3 separate regions of the Mus musculus genome follow, and regions 1 and 3 are each linked to region 2. The links are chromatin loops, found by intact Hi-C in ENCODE. Cell type or tissue: left cerebral cortex. All regions are shown on one strand. Region 1 overlaps Auts2 (autism susceptibility candidate 2). Region 2 overlaps Auts2 (autism susceptibility candidate 2). Region 3 overlaps Auts2 (autism susceptibility candidate 2).

Evidence for each region. Peaks named below come from ENCODE experiments on the same cell type or tissue, not always from the same donor. Only the 100,000 strongest peaks of a DNase experiment are listed, where the experiment ranks them.
Region 1: a loop joins it to region 2, with 7 times the contacts of the local background. A loop is called at or near these places in 4 of 42 quality-filtered maps.
Region 3: a loop joins it to region 2, with 2.3 times the contacts of the local background. A loop is called at or near these places in 2 of 42 quality-filtered maps.

What each region holds. Positions count from the first base shown.
Region 1 is chr5:132,025,593-132,029,592 of GRCm38, reverse strand. The region is part of intron 4 of Auts2 (autism susceptibility candidate 2); the gene reads left to right. Among named protein-coding and RNA genes, the nearest start is that of 4930563F08Rik, 150 kb to the right of the region's middle. In left cerebral cortex, a CTCF peak has its summit at 2,014 (motif pointing right); DNase peaks (open chromatin) are centred at 1,282, 1,562, 2,092, 3,194 and 1 more place.
Region 2 is chr5:131,810,807-131,814,806 of GRCm38, reverse strand. The region is part of intron 4 of Auts2 (autism susceptibility candidate 2); the gene reads left to right. Among named protein-coding and RNA genes, the nearest start is that of 4930563F08Rik, 67 kb to the left of the region's middle. In left cerebral cortex, no CTCF peak of the experiment used is centred here; DNase peaks (open chromatin) are centred at 393, 1,302 and 1,894; H3K27ac peaks cover 1,836 bases.
Region 3 is chr5:132,114,137-132,118,136 of GRCm38, reverse strand. The region is part of intron 2 of Auts2 (autism susceptibility candidate 2); the gene reads left to right. Among named protein-coding and RNA genes, the nearest start is that of 4930563F08Rik, 240 kb to the right of the region's middle. In left cerebral cortex, CTCF peaks have their summits at 2,312 (motif pointing left) and 3,028 (motif pointing right); DNase peaks (open chromatin) are centred at 146 and 2,283.

The DNA.
Region 1 (4,000 bases), 210 kb before region 2:
ACATTTTGTTTTGCTTTTTACCTCCTTAGTTCTTGGAATGCTTTTATTACTTAATGACATATTTGATAACTAGCGAATCCTTGATTAGGATTTGGAAGGGTTTTTTGTTTTTGGGTTTTTTTTTTTGTTTTTTGTTTTTTGTTTTTTTGTTTGTTTGTTTTTTTGTGCTGGGTCAACTTTGCTTCGCTTATAAAACTTACTCATTTTGTAAAAGTTGCCTTGGTAAAATCAACTTACTTTGCTTATCTCAAGAGCTGTCGTGTTATTAGCGTACATGGAGAAGATGAGTACCAGATGTCTGTCCCGCTCTCAGCTATGATAAAAATGCCCCTCTGCGGAATGTGTTTCCAATCCCACATTGTTCCGTTATCACCCTGCAAAATCCTTAGTGGAGTTGCCAAGCCCTCATCAAAGCCGGGCTCTGTTTCCAGTGTCAGTCCAACGGCATCACGTGTAGTACTCGATTTCAGGGACTGACTTCCACGTTGGCGAGTCTCTTGCTTTTAAATGGAAGTAATGTATTTACAGTTTCTGTGATTGGCCCCTCTTCCCCAACTTGAGATACAGTGTTTATGTTGTGCTCATGGTCCTTTTATGAGAACGGCTTCACTAAGTTTGTAATGAAGGTGAGTCACTATCAGGTTGAGTCCCATACTGTTTTTTTTTTGTTTGTTTGTTTGTTTTCTCATTAATTGCCTTTGACAACTCTTTGAAATGTGGAAATCACCACAGATGAGCTAATCCTTATCATTAAATCATGGACTGTTGAATTTGAAAAGACTAAGTTTCCCTACCTTTAGCTGAACAAGGAAGAACTGTTTTGTTTTGTTTTGTTTTGTTTTGTTTCGTTTTTAAACACTGTCCCTTGCTTCAGTATCCCTCCTCCCTCCAGAACCTTCTGTTTGCTCCCCTGTCCTATAGTGGAGATTTTAGTAAACTAAGGTGAAAACCCAGAAGTTGTCCTTGTTCATGAAACTGATACTGTAGTCCATGCATCACGGAGTCTGTATTTGCATGCAGGTGAGGTATGTGTTGTTACCTGCAGTTGCCCATTCTTGGGCTAATCCAAGAGTGCTTGCATTTGCCTCTCAGTTCTTCAGCTGTATCTGTCTCACTTTGCTGAAGGGCTTTGAAGAAACCTTTGTTTTTGATCCGGTGATATTTGTTTATGTCTTCCTGGTTTTGTGTTCCAAAGATGTCTGCTTAGGTCTGTCAGTTTTCCAATCTATGCAGAAGATTTGAGAGATGGGAACAGCAGTGAAGAGCACTATTTACATAAGCAGATTGCAAAGGATTCTCAAAGTAGGCAAAATAGAGAAGGATTGGAACAAACTTTGCACGTTTGGGGGAGGCTTTGAATACCATGAGTATTACACACACATACTCTCTCTCTCTCTCTCTCTCTCTCTCTCTCACACACACACACACACACACACACACACACACTCCCTCCCTCTCTCTCTCTCTCTCTCTCTCTCTCTCTCTCTCTCATTGCATACGCATACCCTGCTCAGCTCATATTCTAAATATAAATGAAATTATAGGCAACTTGGAATCAATTTGCTGGGTTTTTCTTTCCCTTTTGGCAAGCGTACTGAAACTTGTTGGAGTGTGTATAAGGTTTTCTTTTTTGTTTTTTAAACGTCAGCTCACTGAATACATTTTCTGTTTTGATTTAAACAGTTCTGGATCTCTTTCCTTCTGAGACATGCAGTCAAAATTTCACTCTGAAATATGTGTGATGAAGTCCGAAGCGGCAGAATGATTCATGTGACTAGCCGTGTGACCTTGGGCAGGGTGTTTGATATTTCTGTTTCTACTTCACCACCCGCCAAATAGAGTTGTGAATATTCAACCAAATGACATAATTAATGTGCACAGAGTAGAACTGTTAATAGTAAGCAATAAAATGTACCTTTGAGGTTTTTTTCTAAATTCATTCTTCTTGTTTTTAATTATGTGAATGTGTGTGCCTTGGTGGGTTAATATGTATACAGCAGTATCAGTGCCTATACAGCCCAGAAGAGGGAGTCAGATTCCTGGAGCTGGAGTTACAGATGTTGTAAATTCCTGTTGTAGGTGCTAAGAACTGAGCTCGCATCCACTGTGCACACAGTATTCATAAGGTGTAACTACAGAGTTCTCTCTCCATCCTCTTAAGTATATCTGTTTCTCTGTCTTCACACAGCGAATGAGGACATAAACTTGGTATCAGGTGACTGAGCAGTGTTGTGACTGAGGGCACCACTAACAAATTGAACCAAATAAAAATAGAGTTTTGCCCTTTGCACCCAGAGTATAGAAACATTTTATGTCCCTTTCCATGGCTTTCAAGAGGGCCTTGACTCTGTCCGATTGGATGTGTATCACTGTGTATGGCCATTAGACACAGGTGCTTTCATCTTTCACCCTGGTGATGTCATTGTTGGAATGATCTCTTCTCTGGGCTGCCCATGCATGACAGTTGTTCCCTTTAATCTGTTAATGGTTCTTACCTGTTTACTCCCTCCAGGGTTTTAAAGCAGGTCAAGACCTCTTAACATGTCTGAGGTTTGGGCTGGCAGTTACGGAAGAAGTGTTCAGTGATTCGGGTTTTAAGACATTGATTATAAGTTGCAGGCATTCCTCTGTGATGCCAACAGCAAGTGTTCTTGGAAGAAGTGATCACAGGCAGCAGAGAGATGACACTGCTTCAGATTGGCTCTCTCACTGGACCTGGAATTCACAATTAGCCTGCTAGACTGGCTGGCTGGCTATTGAGTTCCCAAGGATCCTACCACCTCTGCCTTCCTGGCACTGGGATTATAGACATTTTTCACCAAAACTGGTTGTTTCTCTGGGTGCTGGGGATCTGAACTCAGGTCTGCATGCTTTTGTGGATCACACTTTACCTCCTGATCCATTTTTCAAGCCCCTGAAGATATGTAAGTGCTGGAGCCCCTGAGCCTGTAGTTATGAGAGTTACTTCCCAGACTGCGCTTAAAGCTCTTGTGAAAGGGACTTAAAATCCTCTTAGATCAGGGACAAGCATCCTGCCTGTTTCTCTGAACGATCCTCAGCCTCCTTACATATTTGGGTGTCATAGGACACCAGCCTCATAGCTGGGATCTCTTCTCTAACTCTAGTGATTTATCCAACGTTTCTGGCTTGCTACTTGTCACTCTCTCAGTTCTCCAGGAAGGCAGCCCACAGATACCGTTTGACTCATACTACAGGCGAGGGGGTTGTACAGCATCACCCTTCTCAGGATGGAGTTTGTGTCGTTACTGTTTTTCTGTATGTTACTCATATTGTGAGGGTAGTCCTGGGATCAGGTGCAAATTGCAGAATGGTGACCTTGTCTCATTCTTAGTTGTTAAATTATAAAAAGTCCATGGTCATTTGTTATAATTTGGGAAATTCTTTGCATGTTTAAATTTTATTATAAATGTATTATTAAATACATTAATTTTTTAGATTTGTTCTAATTTTTATTTTAAATTTTGTTACACTCCTTCCAAACCCTTCTATATCTCTCCCCTGCCATCCTGTCTCAAATTCATGGCCTCTTTTTCTTGAATTATTATTGTGTTTTTATATTACAACAAATAAATATATAAATATCTGCTGAAACCAACTAGCGTTGCTTCCTCCAATGTGTATGTTTTTAGGGTGGATCATTTGGTATTGGATAACCAGTTAAGGAGCCCATCCCTGGGGAAGGCTTTCGTTCGTTCACATGTGTGTGCTCTCTCTCTCGCTCGCTCTCTCTCTCTCTCTCTCTCTCTCTCTCTCTCTCTCTCTCTCTCTCTCCTGTTCCCTCCCCCACCCCTCTGCCTCTCAGCAATTTTTCATCAGTTGTAGCCGTTCATTTAGGGGTGGGGCCCTGTGAGTTCCCTATTTATGCTGGTATGTAAACTGGTGTGGGATTTGTTTGGGTCTCATTTAAACAGCCATAGTGTTGAGGCACCATGGGTGAAGCCTCCCTGTCATATCCAGAGTACACAATACTGCACCAGAC
Region 2 (4,000 bases):
CCAGAGCCATAATCTCCGAAAACATTTGCGCATGTTTCGAGTTTTGTGCCTGCGAATATCTTACAAACATTTTCCAGATTTAATTGAGGCTTCTGGGAAGTCTTGCTGTGTTTTTTTTCTTGCAAAAATAGAAGGTCGTTACCAGGAAGTCTTAGCATACCATATTTATCTGGTGAGTTTTGAAAATACTGAGTCATGGGACTAATGACTCAACATAGTATTTTCCAAACTGTGAGATAATCTTTGGACTTTGCGAGATTATTATATTAAGTGTACTTTGAGTCTGTCAGTGAAAAAAATAAATAAAAAAGCCTGTATTTTCACATCAGAATTCAAAGAACATCTGTTGAGTATTGGAAATAACATATTTTGAAAACCAACCAATGCGTGCTCCGCCTGCTTCCGCCTGCTAACTGTGGCTGGTCCTTCTGATAAGATTGTGTGGAGACACTCCAGCTTTGACAACCCCACCATTGTTTGGCCACTTGCTGTCTTCCAGACATTGCTCGAGCTCGTGTGCGTGTGTGTGTATGTGTGTGTGTGTGTGTGTGTGTGTGTACAGCTGTGTGTCACGGCCAGATGTCTTATTAACTCACTTACCACCTTGTTTTTGAGGCAAGGTCTCTGACCTGGAGCTCATGTGGACTAGACAGACTAGGCTCCTTCGCCACTGAGCTTCGGGAAGCCCATCTCTGCTTCTGCAGCATTGCAGGTTAGCATGGTGATAACAAGGACACACCACCATGCCCAGCTTGCTTATGTGCTTTCTAGAGACTAAACACATATTTTGATGTGCTGGGAATACAGTTCTACTAACAGAGAACTCGTCTAGAATGTACAGCCCTGGGTGCCATCCACGAGCACTTAACACACCAGGCATGGTAGCATATACATGTAATTCCAGCACTAGGGAGGTGGAGGCAGGAGGATCAGAAATTCAAGCTCGTCCTTGAATGCATAGCAAGTTATGGCCTCAAGCTTGTCTAGCAAATGTTTTGCCCACTGTGCTGTCCTCCCTGCCCTCTTCCTGTAATCTTTAGAAGCCATTCACCCTTCCAACGACAGGCCTCATGTGAGAGTGTCAGTTTCTTGTTTTATGGTGGGATTAGAGGAGAGACCAGTTTCTGGGTGACTCAGAACCGTGGAGGATGGGGTGACGAGGTTTGCCAGTACAGCTGTTCTCACCACCAAGGAGAAGAGCCCTCGGCTGGGAGCTGGGCTTTTCCTTACAGAGGCAGCAGCCCACCTCTGTCCTCCAGGCTGGTTCTCACCTCCTGTCAGCTTTTCCCCTCGCCCATCTCATTTGGTCTCGTTAGCACTCTTCCATACTGAGTAAGCACCATATGTCTTCTCTGAGAACTGGCTTCTAGAGTTCCCCAGGAAATGTCTACTGACAAGGGTGGGAGGAACATGGTGTCCTGCCAGCCAGCAGTCCTCGCCAGAGTGGCCAGCTTCAGAGCCCTGCCTTCTGGGGTTCATCTGCTCCACAGGTGAGGTTTGTCCTGAAACATGACCCCAGGTTAACTTTGACAATTTTAGGAGTCCCAGGAAGTAACCTGCAGGGTGCTTGGCTCTTGTGAATGGCAGAAAGCTAAGGATAGAGTCTTGTTTAGCATTCAGTCCTCTGTCAGGCTGTATCCCACATGATATGCCTCCTTTACCTTCTTGGCACTGTTGTCATGGAGAAGACAGCACATGGGATCATAAAAGAGAAATTGGGGGTTAGAGAGCTAGCTGAGTGCTTAAGGAGATCTCTTCCAGAGGACCTGAGTTCAGTTCCCACACCCTTGTTGAGCAGCTAACAACTGCCTTTAACTTTCGTTCCAGCATACCCATGCTCTTCTCTGGCCTCCTCAAGCACCGCACTGCCTGCACATGCCCACACAGAGACACCGATGCGCGCCTATGCATAATTTTAAAGGTGGGGGCTGGGATCTTGCTCTTTCCTTGTTCTCGTCTGGCTCCCCGGTGCCAAGAAAAATAATCGACAAATATGTTCTGCTTTTGAAAGAATTTGGTTTCTGTAATTCACAGCTCACACTCCCCGTTCAGCCTTCAGTGCTTGTCTCCTTTGAAAGCCTGGTTGTTGAGCATCCAATTTGTCTCTTTTCTTCTTCACTTTGCTGCTCTTTTCTTGCACTGGGGCTGTCTCTTTATCAAGAACAGACAGAGGGTGAGCCCGTGACACCTCAAGGCAAGCAGCAGCTTGAAGCATTTTCTGGATTCACCTTGACATCTTTTCAACAGAGAAGAAAAGCAAGGGTTGAGAACCTGTTCTATTCATTTAGGAATCAGCAGCTGCCTCTCAAAGCTGCTCCACAAACAGGCTCGTTGGTTGTTATTGCATGATACCTGTCTCCCTAAGGTTTTCTTAGTTGTTTTGAAAGGACAGCTATTTTCCATTCCCTTAAGAATTTACACCTGGCTTTGGCATGTGTGCATGTGTATGCACATATACGTGCACATATGTGTGTTGTTGCTCAAATTTCAGTGGTAGGCCAAGCCTCTTAGTTGCTTTTGACCCTACATATCATTATCAGTGTTTATGCTAATAATAAGGGCTAGGAATATGGCTCAGTACTGGAACTGCGTGCCATAGCCACACACACACACACACACACACACACACACACGGGTGGAATAGGCCAGTGGGCAAATGAACCTGACAACATAAGTTTGATTCCTTGGATGCACATAATGGAAAAAGAAAACCAACCCCATCATGTTGTCCTAAGACCTACACATGTGCACCTTGGTATGGACACATTTGTGCACATGCATATAGACACATGCACATGTACACACCACACATACACAGAGAGTAGGGAGCTAATTTAAGACAAAATTTTAATCTATGTGCTTGGGAAATGACTCAGTGGGGAAAAGTACTTGCTGGACAAGCCTAAGGACCTGAGTTCAAATCCCCAGAACTTACATAAAAGGGTAGACATAGCTCGATAGGTCTGTAACCCCACCATTATGGACTGTGGAGACAGGAGGATCACTGGGACTTACTGGATGCCAGCTGTTTAGTGTCAGACCATGTCTCAAGGGAAGAAAATGGAGAGCAGTATAGCAGGATACCCAGTATCCTGCTCTGGCCTCTATTCATCTACATACAACTGCACATGCACACACACACACACACACACACACACACACACATACACACGTTCTGTAAGATCATCAGTGCCAGAGTCCTGCCATGTCCTGTATACAGTTCTGGATACACAAGAATGTGGGTGAACATTTTGCAAATGCTTTTCTCCTGATCTCTGGAATCTTCATTTGCTTGGTAATGTATGTGTATGTATGTATGTATATATATATATATATATATATATATATATATATATATATATATATATATATATTTTTTTTTTTCCCTCTGTGTAGCTCTGGCTGTCCTAGAACTCACTCTGTAGATAGACCAGGCTGGCTTTGAACTCAGAGATCTGTCTGCCTCTGCCTCTCGAGTGCTGGGATTAAAAGTGTTTACTGTATACTGCCACCCTGCCTTTTGTTTAGTTTGGTTTGGTTTAGTTTAGGTTGGGTTTTGGTTTTACGTTTTATTTATTTATTTTTTTTACATATTTTTATTTTAATGAAACCTAATTCACCCATCTTTTCTTTTATATATTATTCTCCCGGGACCAAATCTATGCCAGACATAAAGGGTTTTTGCTGTGTTTTTCTCTAGGTATGGCCTACCATTTTTTGCACTTAAATCTCTGATCCATTTTGAATTTATTTTTTTAAAATCTTCCTTAATGATGTTTAGTATTATGAGTGCAGTGCACACACAACCCCACCTGTCTGGTGAGCCTTTAGGCTGTTTGCAGGCTGTTTAGGAGACTGGTCTCTGGCATCATTTCATATGCAACTTCTTCCTTCTCTGTTCTAGTATAAATGGAGAGACTCTTAGACAGCTGTCAAGTCCAAAAGCCTTCTCCGTGTCTAATGTGTTCTCTCCATCCTTTCCACTGTAGAGTGACTGGAA
Region 3 (4,000 bases), 300 kb before region 2:
TGTGGAAGAGTGTGTGTATGTAAATACAGTCCTCACAGAAGGTAGGAGAGGGTTTCAGAGCCCCTAGAGGCATAGTTATAATTGGTTATGAGCTGCCTGACATGTGTAGTGGGTAACAAAGTCTGGTCCTCTGAAAGAACAGCAGCACTCTGCTGAGTCATCTCCTCGGTGTCTGTCCTCATATGTAAAATGCACTTGAGCTACCCATAAACCTTTTGATTATTATAAAAGCTGGTATACATATGGAGAGGCTGCTGCCTGGCAGGTGATCTCTCAGCTTTGCCTTTGTTGATGTTGTTTATATCATTGCCATTTAGCTTCTCTGTAATGACACTTCTGTACAAGTGGGACCCATACTCTAACAGTCAATACATGCGCCAGTGTTTTCAGATTCTGATCATCACTCAATTTTAATAATTTTGTTTTGATTTTCTTTTGATTGTTTTTTATGCAGGGACTTATGTATCTCCTTCTGGCATAGGTGAGGATGACCCTGAACTCTTGATCTTCCTGACTTGTGACATGTACATGAGTGACATGTATACCTCCAGTGTGCATGTACCATTATGCCTGGTTCATGCATAGTAAGAAAACGGTCTTAACAACTGAATACCTCACCTGGCCTTTGCTTTTCTCTTCCTCCTCCTCCTCTTCCTCTTCCTCTCCCTCCTCTTCCTTTTCCTCTTCCTCCTCCTTCTCCTCTTCTTCTTCTTCCTCCTCCTCCTCCTCCTCTTTCAATATGTAGTTGTGTTTATGTACTTGCATGCAGTGTTACATGTGTTCAGGTATGTATAAAGATGGGTGTCTAGCCCCAAAGTTAAGTCCAATGTCTTCCTTGGTCATTCTCCAAGTTTATTTTTGAAGTAAGTTCGTTCACTGAAGCCAGACCTCAGTGGTTATAAAACCTGGCTAGCCATCTTCTCCAGGAGTCTTATCTCTACCTCTTTCATGGTCTTCCATGCCCATCCAACTTTTTAATGTCCGTTATCAATAGCTAAAGTCTTGTTTGCTTACTTATAGATAGGTATCTAAGTGGGTTAGAGAACTTTCCCTTTATGTATCCTACAGTTTAAAATCTTCTAGTCAGTTCATTGTGTGTTTCATGTGAGTGTAATTCAAGGGAGAACTGATTGTTTAAGGTATTGATTTTCCCTAATTCAGTGTGATAATTTATTTACTCTTTATCCAGTGCTTGCCAAGTGCCAAATCCATTCTTGTCAGACACTGAGAAGCAACGCTCATCTCTTCTTTTAAGGAGCTCCCAATACAGTCTTTAAGTGAATCCTGAAGAAATCAGTTGCAATGCCAGCAAAGGAATGCTTCAATAACAGTGCAGATGAACTTGATAGCAAGAGTTGCTAGCACTCAGGCAAAGAGCTGAAGGTGTCTTCTTCCATGTCAGTTATGTTTATGTGGGCTGCCAGTAGAAGGATGGCTGAGATTTAGGGTGGGTCTTTTCACCTAAATTGATTCAGTCAAGAAAGTCCCTGACCCGAGTGCCCAGCTTCTTGGGTTGTATCTGACAACCAAGATGAGGCATCATTAGGAGGTGTTCCTTAGGGGCTACTCACCTTGCCTTTTGGAGTAGGGTTTCACTGGGAATAGTGCTGTCCTAATTAGCCCAGGCAGGCTGGTCAGGAAGCCCACGGGATCATCTTGTGTTCCTTTCCCCTGTGTTAGATGAGGAGCATTCAGCACCCTGCTTAACTTCCTGTGGGTGCTAGAGATTGAGCTCAGGTTCTCATGCTTGCAAGGCAAGCACTGTCCCAGCCCTAAAAAGGTGAGTTTTAAAACAGCCCATTACAGATGTGCTTTCTTGAACTCGAACACAATACGCGTATGTTCAAAATAAACTACATATTTAAAAAACAAAAGAAAAGAAAAGAAACCTAAGATTTCACTGACCTTTGAGGACAGCTTGGTACAGCGATCTGTCTGTGTTTAAATTTCTCTGTCACCGCTTGCTGCAGAGAACAGTTTAGGACAGGCAAATATCAAGCCGTGGTCACATATTCCATGGGGTAGTGGAACAGAGTGAGCTTGTATCTGAAGCAGCTGCAGTCACCTCTGAGCCTTTCTCTGTCATCCCACCTGGAAGGTAGCAATCACTGGTTATTGTGCACAATTAAAAGGATGATTATATCCATTTTCTGAAGCTAGTTATCCAGGTAGCCCTTTTCAGTGACCTGTGAGAAGGTATGGTATCCCCATTCACCTTTCTAAGCTGTACAAGAAATGGGATATATAAATTAGCTTCCTCTGGTGATGAAACTGCAGTTCTCCGCGAAAGAAAAACAGGTTCGTAGCACCATCTACAGGCTACTGAAGAGGAAAACTTCTGCTTAGCTCCTAGATTCAAAGACTGGTGGAGAGGGGCATAGAAAGAAGAAAACCACACTGTCTCTCTTAAATGTATTAACTGTAAATGTTGTCATGTGTATTTTTCTTTTTGTTACCCCCTATGCATATGTCTCTCTGTGTCTGAGGTTAAAATGCTGATCTAGTAGGGTCTATGTTTTTCATTAGCATCTGGGGGTTTATTCTTGTTTGTAGATTTCCCCCCCTTACATTCATCCTGTCAATATGGAGTTAGTTCAGTCCGCAGCAGGTTCCTCCTAACTATGTTATGTTATGAGACCCAAGGAATGAAGCCAGCCACCCGTGTACCTTATATCTCTGCTCCTCGTGTACTCAAAGAATGCGTTGTATCATCTATATCCTTTTTTCAGGGAAAAGTAAATACAGACAGTTTTGGTTGCTTTTATGTGTGCTTATTTGCTATTTACCTTTAAAAAAAACAAAAAACAAAAAAAGCTCTATCAGGCAGGCATCAGAGTCAGTGTGATTCCCGAGTCTGTCCTCAAGGTTGTATGATTTTGTAGTCAATGGCCCAGGGCTTGAATAATTTTCAACATGAAAGGATCTGGAAAACTTGTCTTTTAGATGTTAACAGGGAAAGTTTTGCATTTTTTTGCTGTTTTTTTGGGTCTGTCTGTAAGTGTATGCCATGTGCATGCAGTTGCTCTTAGAGTCCAGAAGAGGGCGTCAGATCCTGTGGCGCTGGATTAGTGATGTTGTTGGGAGGGGCTCCATACAGGTCCTGTTGAGCAGACTTCGTACCCAGGGTGTTTGCAAGAGCAGCAAGTACAGCAATTGTCTGCAACCACCCAGCCATTTCTCTAACCCGGAAGTAATATTCTAATATCCAGGGATGTGAGTCAGTTTGTCTTTTTTGTTTATTTCTTTTGTTGACAGTAAGCTAGCCATGTTATTTTTGTCAACCTAGGATATATTCTTGGATTCTTTCAAGGACGGTGTTATACAATGTTTGTGCTACTGTTCCAAATAGCCTCTGAGAGGCTCCACCCAGCAGCTGACTCGGACAGACAGACACTCACAGCCAAACAGTTGATGGAGCTCTGGGACTCTTGTGGCAGAATAGGAGGAGGGATAGCTAGCCGCAAAGAGAAGAGAGACTCCAGAGGAGGATCAACAGAGTCAAGAAACCTGAACCCTTGGGGCTCTCAGTGTCTGAACTACCAACCAAAAAACATGCACATAGGTAGCAGATTACAGTTTGGTTTTCATATGGGTCCTGAATAACTGGAGGGGGGCTATCCCAAAAGCTGTTGCCTATACATGAGATGTGTTCTTCTAGCTGGGCTGCCTTGTCTGGCCTCAGTAGGAGAGGATGCACTTAGCCCCTCCAAGACTTGAAAGGTCGGGGGATACCAAGTGGGTCCACACCTGCTCAGAGGAGGAGGGGAGAGGGTGGAGGAATGATCATGGAAGGGGGTAACTGGTAAGGGGGCAGTAAGCATGATGTAAAGGAAATAAGTAAAAAAAAAAGAAGATGATGAAGAAAGAAAGAAAGAAAGAAAGAAAGAAAAAGAAAGAAAAGGAAAGGAACAAAGAATTTATTTAAAGAACCTTTGTGGGTTGACTTAGTAAATAATACACCCTCTTGTCAACTGACGCTTTATTCTTTTGTAATTTAATA